Regions from separate parts of the Homo sapiens genome. Here region 2 is linked to region 1. Evidence: read pairs that join two places in POLR2A ChIA-PET (ENCODE). Cell type or tissue: MCF 10A. All regions are shown on one strand. Each heading gives the region's core, and the rest is flanking DNA. Links, peaks and the distances in the headings are about the cores only. Region 1 has its middle 34 kb from the start of NRAL. Region 2 has its middle 30 kb from the start of NRAL.

Region 1 (5,382 bases), core at 277-5,276:
GGCAATTTTCTGAGATGTCATGTTGGGGCTTCCCCCAACTAGTCTGTAGCAGAGGCCCAGAGACTTGCTGGGGTCTACTGCACTGGGGGTGTCTTCAGTGCCTCTTCAGTCTATGAATTGGGCCAATTGCTGATTAGCTGCCTGGCTGACCTTTGATTGGGGGGAACACTTCAGCTTTACTTTCCATATTTCTCAGTGTCTGAGTGCATTTTTGACATTTCCTATCTGCATCTACCCACAACGTGCCCACATTTAATTTGGTAATTGGCTTCCTCTGGAAGATATAACTAATGTAGATACCATATTTCTCACAAAAATTTGGGAGTTTTTTGATCATTTTTGATGCAAAGTACAATGAGAATTCAAGACCTTATTATTATTCTTACTAAACAAGAGGCGCACCAGGTTTAAAGTCAGATTTGTTTCTGTGTTAATAATACATTTGTATTACCCTTCCTTGCAATCCCCGTCTCTACTCCTGCTATCTTCAATGTGAGTTTGCACTTGTCAAAATGAATAATATGCAGCATCAATTCAAACTCCACTTTTCCAGTGTGTTCAGCTGTAATAGTTTCACTTTGCCTTGATTCTGTTGATTGCTATTAAATCCTGGATTCCTTTAAAATCTGGGAGATGGTCCTTAAAGTCTCACTTATAAATTGTGTGCATTTATTAGAATCTTGCTTAGAACAAAGAGTATTCAAGCCCCTGGAAAAGATTGCCGTTTACTTCTACACTCTAGATAGAAGAGGTTGCAGAAACACATTTTGTTTTTTGAGGAAAAAATTGTTTCAAAGGTATAATAAATGGTTGTGGAGAAGCTCTTCCTTTTCCTTCCTTCCTTCCTTCCTCTGTCCCTCTCTCTTTCTATGTTTTGTCTTGTGGGGGAAAATTATAATCTAAACCCAACACACTTTAGTGAAGACAGCGGATTTTGGCCAAGATTCACAAGTTTCTTTGTGTCTATATGCCATTGATGTAAATGAAATGTTAGTTGAATGTATTATGACAGCATTATTCTCATGGGGTATATTTAGATTTCAAAATCCAGCCCCCAACTCTTTTATTCAATGACTATGGTTATTTTAGACTACGTTTTAAGAAATAATTCCAGATAAAGTATTACAAATATCAAACCTATTTTTAAGAAAATCAACCTACTCCAAATAAACACCCATCCAAAGTGTAGTTAAGTCAGTTGAGCATGGTAAATAAAATCCAGTGGCTATCAATACTGGCTGAGCACACCTGCAGGCACAGCTGTGTGCTGGGTGCTGGGCACAGGAGTCCTGGAAGGCACTGTGACAGAACAGCTTATGGGAGAGGAAGAGGGGACGCTGATTTGTTGAATGCCTGTTATGGTTACAACTAGATGCAGGTTTACCATGAGGCTAATGAACCTTGAGCTTTAGGGCCCACATTTGCACAGATCCTTTCCAAGACCCTGTAGCACCTAAGTAATATGTTCACATGGCCACGTGTTTTGTAAAGTTTGGAAAAATAAGATATTTAAGTGCAGTTAGTTATGATCACTGTTTTTGTTTGCTCCTACTTCCCCTTTTGATAGGTACTTCCTTTAGTATTGAGTAGTGGGTGTGTTTAAAGATGGCCACTAGTATTTTGGGGACCTCGTTAAGGGAAATTGGGTTGGGACAACATTTGGTTTTGGTTTCCTGGTCTGCAGTCACTTCATGCCCAGTTATGTTCTTGCTAACCATCCCAGTGTAGAGACAGCTTCCCAGAATACATGTACTGTCCACCGGCTGACACCCAGCATGGGGGACAAAACTCAGAGCCCAGGCGTTGTATCACAACAGCAACACGCTCTACAGGGCCTGGCATCAGCATCAGAAATAGGTGACCGATGAGGGAGACACAAGATTTGAAATGTACAGAGGCAGAATCTGGTGTCATCAATGACTGGTGAAAACGGAAGCTCTTTTCTGTCAGGAATATACTTAATAATGAAACACAAATCGCCGTGTATAAACCCACCATACATTTTTCTTGGTGTGAGAAAAACGTGAGAAAAATGTGAGAAATAGAATGGATCACAATTCTTGTATTTTTAGGGTACAAACCCGTAGCCATATTATAAACAGAAATATGGCTGTGTTTAATGCTTAATGCATCCAGCTATCAATAATATAAAACAAGTTTTGTTCAATTGAAGTAGAGCAAAGGCTAAATTATCTTTTTATTCTCTCTATAAAAATCATATTACAAAATCATTGTCATATAAAGAAGTGATAAAGACTGTGCAGCCAAATATGGGAAAAATATTATGGAGGTTCATCAGGCTATTAATAAAAATATTGGGTTATTTTTCTGTATTTTGTGATGCATATGGCATTTGGCAGCTTAAAAATATGTAATTTATGGTGATTCCTTTTCTCTTTCTAAGTACGCATTCACTTTCACTTTCTCTTCTAGTCTTTAGACAGTGCTCTCCAAATTGTAAGCACTCTGAGCCCCACACAGTCTGGATCCACCAGGCCCAGGCTCTGTGCCAGTTTCAGGCATGTTAATCTTATTTCAGCTGCACCTTGGCTGGGCATGCTAGAACCTGCTCATCCCTTTTCGTACAAAAAGTGAGGCTCAACAAGGTGGAGTCAGTTTCCCGAGGTGAGATATAAGCGCAGGCCTGGATCCTTCCCCAGGTCAGCCTGTATTCACCACATGCTGGATTCACACCCAAGCCCAAGACTTGGCAGTGAGACTTTTCTCTTTTCAAGGCTGCCCTTGATGTCTGTCCTTTAATGTAGCACTTAGGAGCTTTCTCATTTAGCCTTCACAGTAGTTTTTTTCTTGTTTCATTACACCTCCCTTATTTTCAGCAAACTTTAAAAAATCTATTTCACACTGTGAGCAGAGGTCACCAGGTGGAAATCTCAACCCCTCCTCTTCCTCTGACCCCCGCCCCCAACCATCCTCCTCCTAGCCTGTCCTAGTGGAACTCAGTGAACGATGCCCCTCTGTTTCGCTCCTGCAAACCAGCAGTCCTCCCCACTTCACTCACTCACTCACCTCTGCATTCAGTCAGTTCCAAGATTTGTAGAGTTAAGCTCGTCAATACCTCTTGCCCTCCCTCCATCCCGCCGACCCTCCCCTCTGCCCCATCATTAGCTCAGGCCCGGATTGGGATTGGTTTAACTAAGTGACCTGCTACTTGGCCTCCTTGGTTTAGCTCTTCTTTAATCTGTTCTCAACAATGCTGCCATCTGATTCTATTCCCCTTCTGTTTAGAATCGTTTAAGTCATTCATTTATCATCTAACAAATCCTTACTGAGATGCTAATTTGACGTGGGCAATGGGGACACAGTGGAGAACAAGACAAAGTTCTTACCTTCATGGAGCTCACATTCTAGCATGGGGAGACCCACTATAAACAATGTTAATAAGTTAAGAATATAGATATTTCTAAAATCTGGACAAAAATGTGCATGTCAGAGAGTGATAAATGTTAGGCAGGAAAATGAAGCAGGGTAGGGGACCTAAAGCAAACGAGCAGCAAGGGAAGGGAATTTCTTATTTTGTGTATAGACTGGCTGGAGGAGGCTTCACTGATAAAGCAGATATTTGTCTGAGCAGAGACTTGAATGAAGCAAGGGCGACAAGCCATCGGGACATGCGGAAGAACATTCTAGGAGAGGAAACCGTAGGAAGGAGCATGACTGCCATGCTGGAGGTGCAGCAAGGAGGGTGGAATCTTGGTACCTTGGTGGGAGCTCAGGGGCATGGGTTGACAGCATGGCATTGGGTGTATGTCATGGGAGGCCTCTTGCTATTGAGAGGTTTGGTTTTTACTCTGAGTGGGTTGCAGCATTGTGAGGTTTTGAGCAGAGTAGTGATATGATCTGAGTTGTAGGTAACAAAATCATTCCTGGCAATGTGTTGGGAAGGGATTGTAGAGGGGCAAGAGTAGAAGCAGGGAGAACATCAGGAGACCACTGCCATGATCCAGGCAAGAGGTGATGATGGCTTAGAGCGGATGGCAAGAAGTGGGCAGATTCTGGATGTCTGTTGCATGGTTCTGTGTCCTTCAAGATAAAATGCCGAGTGCTCAGCATATCACACAAGGTCCTTCGTATCTGTCTCCTTCATATTTCTTAGCTGTCCCTAGGGCTTTGCACATACTACTCTGTGTTCCCAGAGCCCCTAGCTACTTCCTTGAATGCACAACTCAGTAAGCCCTCTCTTTTCTTCCTCCAAACCTGGCTGGACTATTTTTTCAGCTCCTTGCACTTGTCTCCATTCCTTTGTGATATAATTGTGTCTTTACTTGTTTGCCTTCTCCACACTGGGCTGTGAGCTCTTTGAAGGAAGAAATTACCTGAGACTGGGTAATTTATAAAGGAGAGAGGTTTAATGGACTCGTGGTTCCATATGGCTGGGAGGCCTCACAATCATGGTGGGAGAGAAGGAAGAGCAAAGGGATGTCTTACATGGTGGCTGGCAAGAGGACTTGTGCAGGGGAACTCCCATTTTTAGACCCATCAGATCTTGTGAGACTTATTCACTACCACAAGAACGGTATGGGGGAAACCGCTGGCCTGATTCAATTATCTCCACCTGGCCCCACCCTTGACACATGGAGATTATCACAATTCATGGTGAGATTTGAGTGGGGACACAGCCATATCACCAGTGCTTGGCACATAAAGAGATATTCAATAAATATTTGTTTCGTGGTGAAATATACACACTAATAAGGCCTGGGCTTGAACTTCTTTTTTTTTTTTGAGAAAGGGTCTCACTTTGTCACTCAGGCTGGAGTGCCATGGCATGATCACAACTCACTATAGCCTCAAACTCCTGGGCTTAAGTATCCTCCCACTTCAGCCTCCCGAGTAGCTGGGACCACAGGCATGTACCACCAAGCTTGGCTGATTTTTAAATTATTTTTGTAGAGATGTGGTGTCTCTCTGTTTTCCAGATTGGTCTCCAACTCCTGGGCTCAAACAGTCCTCCTCCCTTGGCCTCCCAAAATACTGAGATTACAGGCATGAATCACCATGCCTGGCCTGGGCTTGAACTTCTGGTTCTTCAAGGAAAAGCCCTAGAGAAGCATTCCCAGCCTAGGGACATACATAAACAAAGACAGCAGTGGGATTTAACTTTGGAATATAGACACTGCAACCTTAGGAACTTTTTAGAGTATCGTGGGGTTTAAACAAACAAAAAGAAAAAACTAGCAGTATAGGCAAAAGGAGTGAAGGGTCAGCAGTTATGGAGTAAAAATACAAAGACTTACTGTTTGTAGAGTGCCTACTCTCAGTCATACTCTCTACTAGCATCTGAACTATGGAGTCAGAGATTGACCTGGAGGCTTCTGGGGCCCTGTGAAACCTGGCTGAGTGTGTTTTTTAAAAAAGTGTTAT
Region 2 (5,382 bases), core at 134-5,133, 64 kb after region 1:
TCCAGCAGCCCAGAGCAGGAAGGACATCACTTAGCTTCTGTTTATGGCTTCTCCGCTACTCAGCTCCCCTAGAGTGGAGCCTTTGTCTCAGGGACTCCTCCACCCTTCTATTGCTCGGCAGGGCACAGTGCTGCTCCCCTTTCTCAGTGGCAGCTCTGTAAACACCGATTGATGAATTAATTGGCAACAGTGATAATGACTGCTCTCAAGTACCTACAACAAAAGTTGTTGTTTTCCTCAGGGATCTGCCCAGAACTGATGTACCTAGGGTTGGCATTAGAAAAATAATGAACAATATCAGCGGATATTAGTGACCGAGGAAGCAGGCGCCAGTTTAGCTCTAGACACCACACTGAGATTCACACAATTAGAAGTTTACAGTCAACTGTTGGATGATACAGTCCATTAATCTTTCTAACAGTTACATGGTTCCATTTGGACCAGGCTCAACTCTCATAAAATGCAGACTCATTACACTGACTCAGATGGGAGCCGGGAGAACATGTTCAAGGGCAGCACTGCCATTGGCATGCATACTTGAGGAACTATTTTGGCATCTTAAATGTGAAATGGAAGTTAGGCAGTTTCTCCGGAAAGTCAGTCCTTGCTTTTGCTTATCTAGTCCTTTGCTCCTCTGTCCTGCTTGTCTCATCCACTTGGGCTGGGAATTCAAATACAAAGAGGAGAGCATCTGTAATCATCTGCTCAGAGAACATGGCCAGGGAATTTTACCAAAGTAGATTTAAGAACAAAATCATCCTGTTTGGGAGGCAGTGGAATAGGCAGCCAATGTAAATATAGCAACTCAGAGGATGAAGTGGGTAATTTGACCTCTTGAATACCCTTTGGATCTTGAATATCCAGTCTGATTATATTGAACAAATGAGCTCATAGTTCTCAAATCTACAGACTTAGAATGATGAGGAGAACGCTGTTTCACCTATGTACTTTCTATTACAGAGACGTGCCTCTTGGTGTTACGAGCTTGGTGAATGTAATTTCATTACATCTGTATTGCCACTTTTTCAGCTGAGAAGTGATGTCTTAGAAAAGTAAAATGACTCGCTCAAAGTCACACAGCTGTGAAGTGAGCAGACAAGCATATGTAAATGGACCGCAGGCTTATTGAGGCCATGCTCTGAAATCTACCTTGGCATTATCAGAGGGAGAGGCTATACTTTCAGCTTTTGTTAATAATTTTAACCCTAAAGAGGAGGAAAATGAAGGGTAAAATATGAGGAAGTTGGGAGAGAGAAATGTAGAAATGGTGTTGACTTCACCTACATCACCATCGGCCTAAACTGGCTGTGCAGTCAGGGGAAGGGGGCATTTGGATGTGGTTCTATGATGCCTGGGAATGGGAATTAAGATTTATTTGAGATCAGTTAACAAGTAGGCATCCTAATAACTGCTTAAAAATGCATGTGAGGCTGGAAAACATGCAGGCTCTAGAGGAGAATGTAGAAACGCTGCAGGACTGTCAGTTCTAAGCATTATTACTATGCTGCAGTGGTTTCCAATGACTATGTAGTTCTGATGCATGTGGCATGGGTCTTTCCACTTAAAACCACTTTCAGGATCTTTTACACACTCTCCTTGCGTTTGCATAAACTATAACCACTGTAATCAATATTTCCTACCAATAGATTCTGGTCATTGAGCACTGAGCCTGTTCTGAAAAGATGGTTCCTGGAATCCTAACAGTGATGAAGTCATATTGATCATCTGCATATGGATTGTCTATGGCCAATTTTTAAATGCCATTCTGATTTCTCACAGCCCACAAGATCCTTCTAAGCCAGCTCCTTTTATACTCTGTCACTGGGAGCAAGGGAGGGCACATTGATTTTAATATTGGCTTTAGTCAAACCTCATTAGGAAGGTCAATGTACTGCCATAATCTCACTAAATAATATGTTTAAAACACTAAATAAATAACACATTATCCATAGTTTTGGAACATCAAGGCAGCTTTTTTAAGTATCACAGCTTATTTAAGACAAAGGAGTTTTAAGCACAGTACTTTTGGCTTCTCTCCCACAATGTTGCAATATGATATTTAGAGCTTGTGAATCGAGACAAACATGTATGGCCAGGTGTGGTTTGACATAAAAATTTCTGAGAGACAGTTGGTCTCTGTGCATGATAAATGGTCAAAAATCTCATTCATTTCTCATATCTGTGCTTTAAAAGGAAAGGTAAATATACCGAAGGCTTCCTTTTCTTTGGTTGGCATTTATCTTCTCAAGTGTGGAGGTCCATTTGATTAATGTCTAGTCATTTAAGGAAAATGATGTCTGCTTTAAATTGCATGAAATATGAAACGATTAGGTCATGCTTCTGGGGAGTTTTTATGTTCAATTACTTAAACTTTTTAAAACTTTTTTTTTTTAAGTTTTGTGTTGTGTGCGTCAAGGAGACCCTCACATCCCCTGCATAACTCAATAGATGGGGCAGGCCAGGCATGGTGGCTCTTGCCTGTAATCCCAGGACTTTGGGAGGCTGAAGCAGTAGGATTACTCAAGTCCAGGAGTTTGAGACCAGACCTGGCAACATAGTGAGACCTCATCTCTACAAAAAAAAAAAAAAAAAAAAAAAAAAAAAAATCAGCCAGGTGTGGTGGTGCATGCCTGTAGTCCCAGCTAATTGGAGTCTAAGGTGGGAGGATCACTTGAGCCTAGGAGGTTCAGGCTGCAGTGAGCCATGGTTGTACCACTGCACTCCAGCCTGGAGAACAGAGCGAGACCTTGTTTAGAAAGAAAAAAAAAGATGGGGCTATTTTCTGATGTGGATCCTTCTTTAGCAGGAGTCTTCATCTGCTGGCAGTGATGGCTTTGAATTCTGGCTGTGCCCAAGTACTAGTGGGTAGTGGTCTCGTCTGGTGGGCAACCACATGCTAACCTATCCCTCTTTCAAAGTTTTATTAATTATGAAAGACAAATGTCCATTCTAATTTGGAAATTACATTTTACATTGTTGGCCATGGTACCACACTGAGGCTGCTGCTTTTCATTATATTATTATCCAGTCTGGGTTTTGACTTTTGTTGTGTGCTTGTAGTCATTTTCTCCTAGTGGACTAACATAGTTTCAAACACTACATAAATAACCCAGTTCCATTTGCTAGTTTCCACAATTTTTAAAAATCAAGATACCAGATAAAATAATGTTTTGATGGCTAGAGGCTATTATCAGCCTATTACAGAAGCCTGGTCTTTGGAAAGGTATAAATCAGACAACGCAGTTTCAGTGATGCTGTGCTCTTCTGATTTTTTAACGCCTTCTGTCAAGGCTGCCTTTACCTGCATCTTTTGATAATAAGAGAATTAGATCATTGGCATCATCACAAGATGCATCTGGCAGCAGCGTTTCTTCATTATTATCATTACCAGGGGTTTGTGGTGTTGGATTTCTTTCAGTTCCATTTGTTTCATGTCTGTATGTTTCTGGGTTCTGATAGTGCCTGTCTCTCTCTCTCTCTCTCTCTCTCTCTCTCTCTCTCTCTCTCTCTCTCTGTGTGTGTGTGTGTGTGTGTGTGTGTGTGTGTGTGTGTGTGTGTGGTTTAAGGATACAGAGAGTTAGAGAGAGAGACTAACAGAGAGATTGACAGTGAGGAGGAAAGAGATTGGTAGAAAATTAAAAGAAGGTGGGGCTGGGCGCAGTGGCTCATGCTTGTAATCCCAGCACTTTGGGAGGCAGAGGCAGGCGGATCATGAGGTCAGGAAATCGAGACCATCCTGGCTAACATGGTGAAACCTCGTCTCTACTAAAAATACAAAAAATTAGCTGGGTGTGGTGGTGCACACTTGTAGTCCCAGCTACTCGGGAGGCTGAGGCAGGAGAATCACTTGAACCTGGGAGGTGGAGGGTGCAGTGAGTGGAGATTGCAGCACTGTACTCCAGCCTGGGTGACAGACTGAGACTCTTGTCTAAAAAAAAAAAAAGAAAAAAGAAAAGAAAAAGAAAGGAAAAGAAAAGAAAAAGAGAAGAAGTTGGAAAAGAGAGACTGGGTAGTGGTGTGCTGGGGATTCCTTCCCTTACCCTGATCACACCCCTACCCCTATTCTTTATCTACCAAGCAGCCTATGAGGCCTAGTCAGCCATTCCTCAGCACTCAGCCGAGGGATAGTGTGGCTTCCTTTGAGACCGTTCCTGGGTTTTCTATCCTTTCTCTGTCTACCTTCCCACCCTCCTTCAGAATCAGAGGTCCTGAAATGTGTGGCATAGAGGATATCTCACACAGGGAAGCACGATTTCCCTACCTATCTTTCGAACAGCCCCTTCTAGACTTAGTGGCACTTGAGGAAACATTCTCTTTGTTTCTGTATAAGCTGTCACTCCCTCTTCCTGTCAAAGGTTCTGGTTTCATTCAGCCAAGATGAGTAGAGATGATTTCCCACATGAAAATCCTTGAAGAGAATTCCTTTTGCCTTCCTTCTTCCTGAACACACAGCTGAACTGTTCTTCCTGTGCCTAGGGTATCAAAGTGGGACCATGAGACCGAGTTTTGGCCAACAGAATGTGGGTAGAAGCTATGCTGGCCACTACCAGGCCATTAAACCTTCTGTGCAATCTTCCAAGCTTTGCTTCTCACTGTCCTTGGGCTGGAAGTAGGATATTCTGAGACCCTAGAAGACAGAGTATCCTCAGGATGGAGGGCCCAAATCCGTGTCTCACTGCTAGGAAGAGGTGCTCCCAAGTGAGCTGCCTGGCCAGAGACATTCACACTGGTCTCTCAGTGAGCAGCGCCAGAGATTTAGGGTTATGACAACTGTTAGTGTCACACCAGAACTGCATATCTGTGATTTTTTTTTTTTTTTTGAAGAAAACAAGTTTGGTTGTGGTAGTTTTCAGTAAAGTCTTTTGACTTATAAGAAAGAAACTAGGATGCTGCTATCTTTGAAAAAAGAATAAATTTGTGCAAAGCACTGATAACATCTTCAGACCTAATATCCAACATTGTGCAGCATGGTCAATTTTCAAGAGGATATATATTTCCAGGAATAATCAGGACATTTGCATTATCCTCAGTTTTGGGAAGAAATTATTATAAATGGTTCCATTTGTGCATTAGTGAAATCCCTAATCCCATGGTGTGCTTGTCATATGACTGTTCATTTGCAGGTATTCAACATTTCCGATACGAGTATTCCCTTACCTGCTTTTAAATCATTACTGTTTTTATAATGGCTTCATTATTTCTTAATTGTCCTAATTTTTTTTCTTACCTATTCTTGTTAAAAGCCGATTAAAATGTGAATAATTTCAACATCCCAGGCATTCTAGAAACAAAATGAATTTCAGGTTTACATCCATTTGTCAGTAAAAGGCAGAAGAGGAGGGCAGGATGGACAATTCTAGATTAACCTCAACTGAATTTAAT

The links. ChIA-PET counts read pairs that join two places held together with the same protein. Peaks named below come from ENCODE experiments on the same cell type or tissue, not always from the same donor. Only the 100,000 strongest peaks of a DNase experiment are listed, where the experiment ranks them.
Region 2: POLR2A ChIA-PET joins it to region 1 with 16 read pairs; 3 of 35 experiments call an interaction of 5 or more read pairs at or near these places.

The regions. Positions count from the first base shown.
Region 1 is chr2:176,470,854-176,476,235 of GRCh38, forward strand. No RefSeq gene overlaps it. Among named protein-coding and RNA genes, the nearest start is that of NRAL, 34 kb to the right of the region's middle. RefSeq lists enhancers at 2,425-2,534, 2,625-2,694. In MCF 10A, for the core only: no CTCF peak of the experiment used is centred there; a DNase peak (open chromatin) is centred at 2,538.
Region 2 is chr2:176,534,866-176,540,247 of GRCh38, forward strand. No RefSeq gene overlaps it. Among named protein-coding and RNA genes, the nearest start is that of NRAL, 30 kb to the left of the region's middle. In MCF 10A, for the core only: no CTCF peak of the experiment used is centred there; a DNase peak (open chromatin) is centred at 2,046.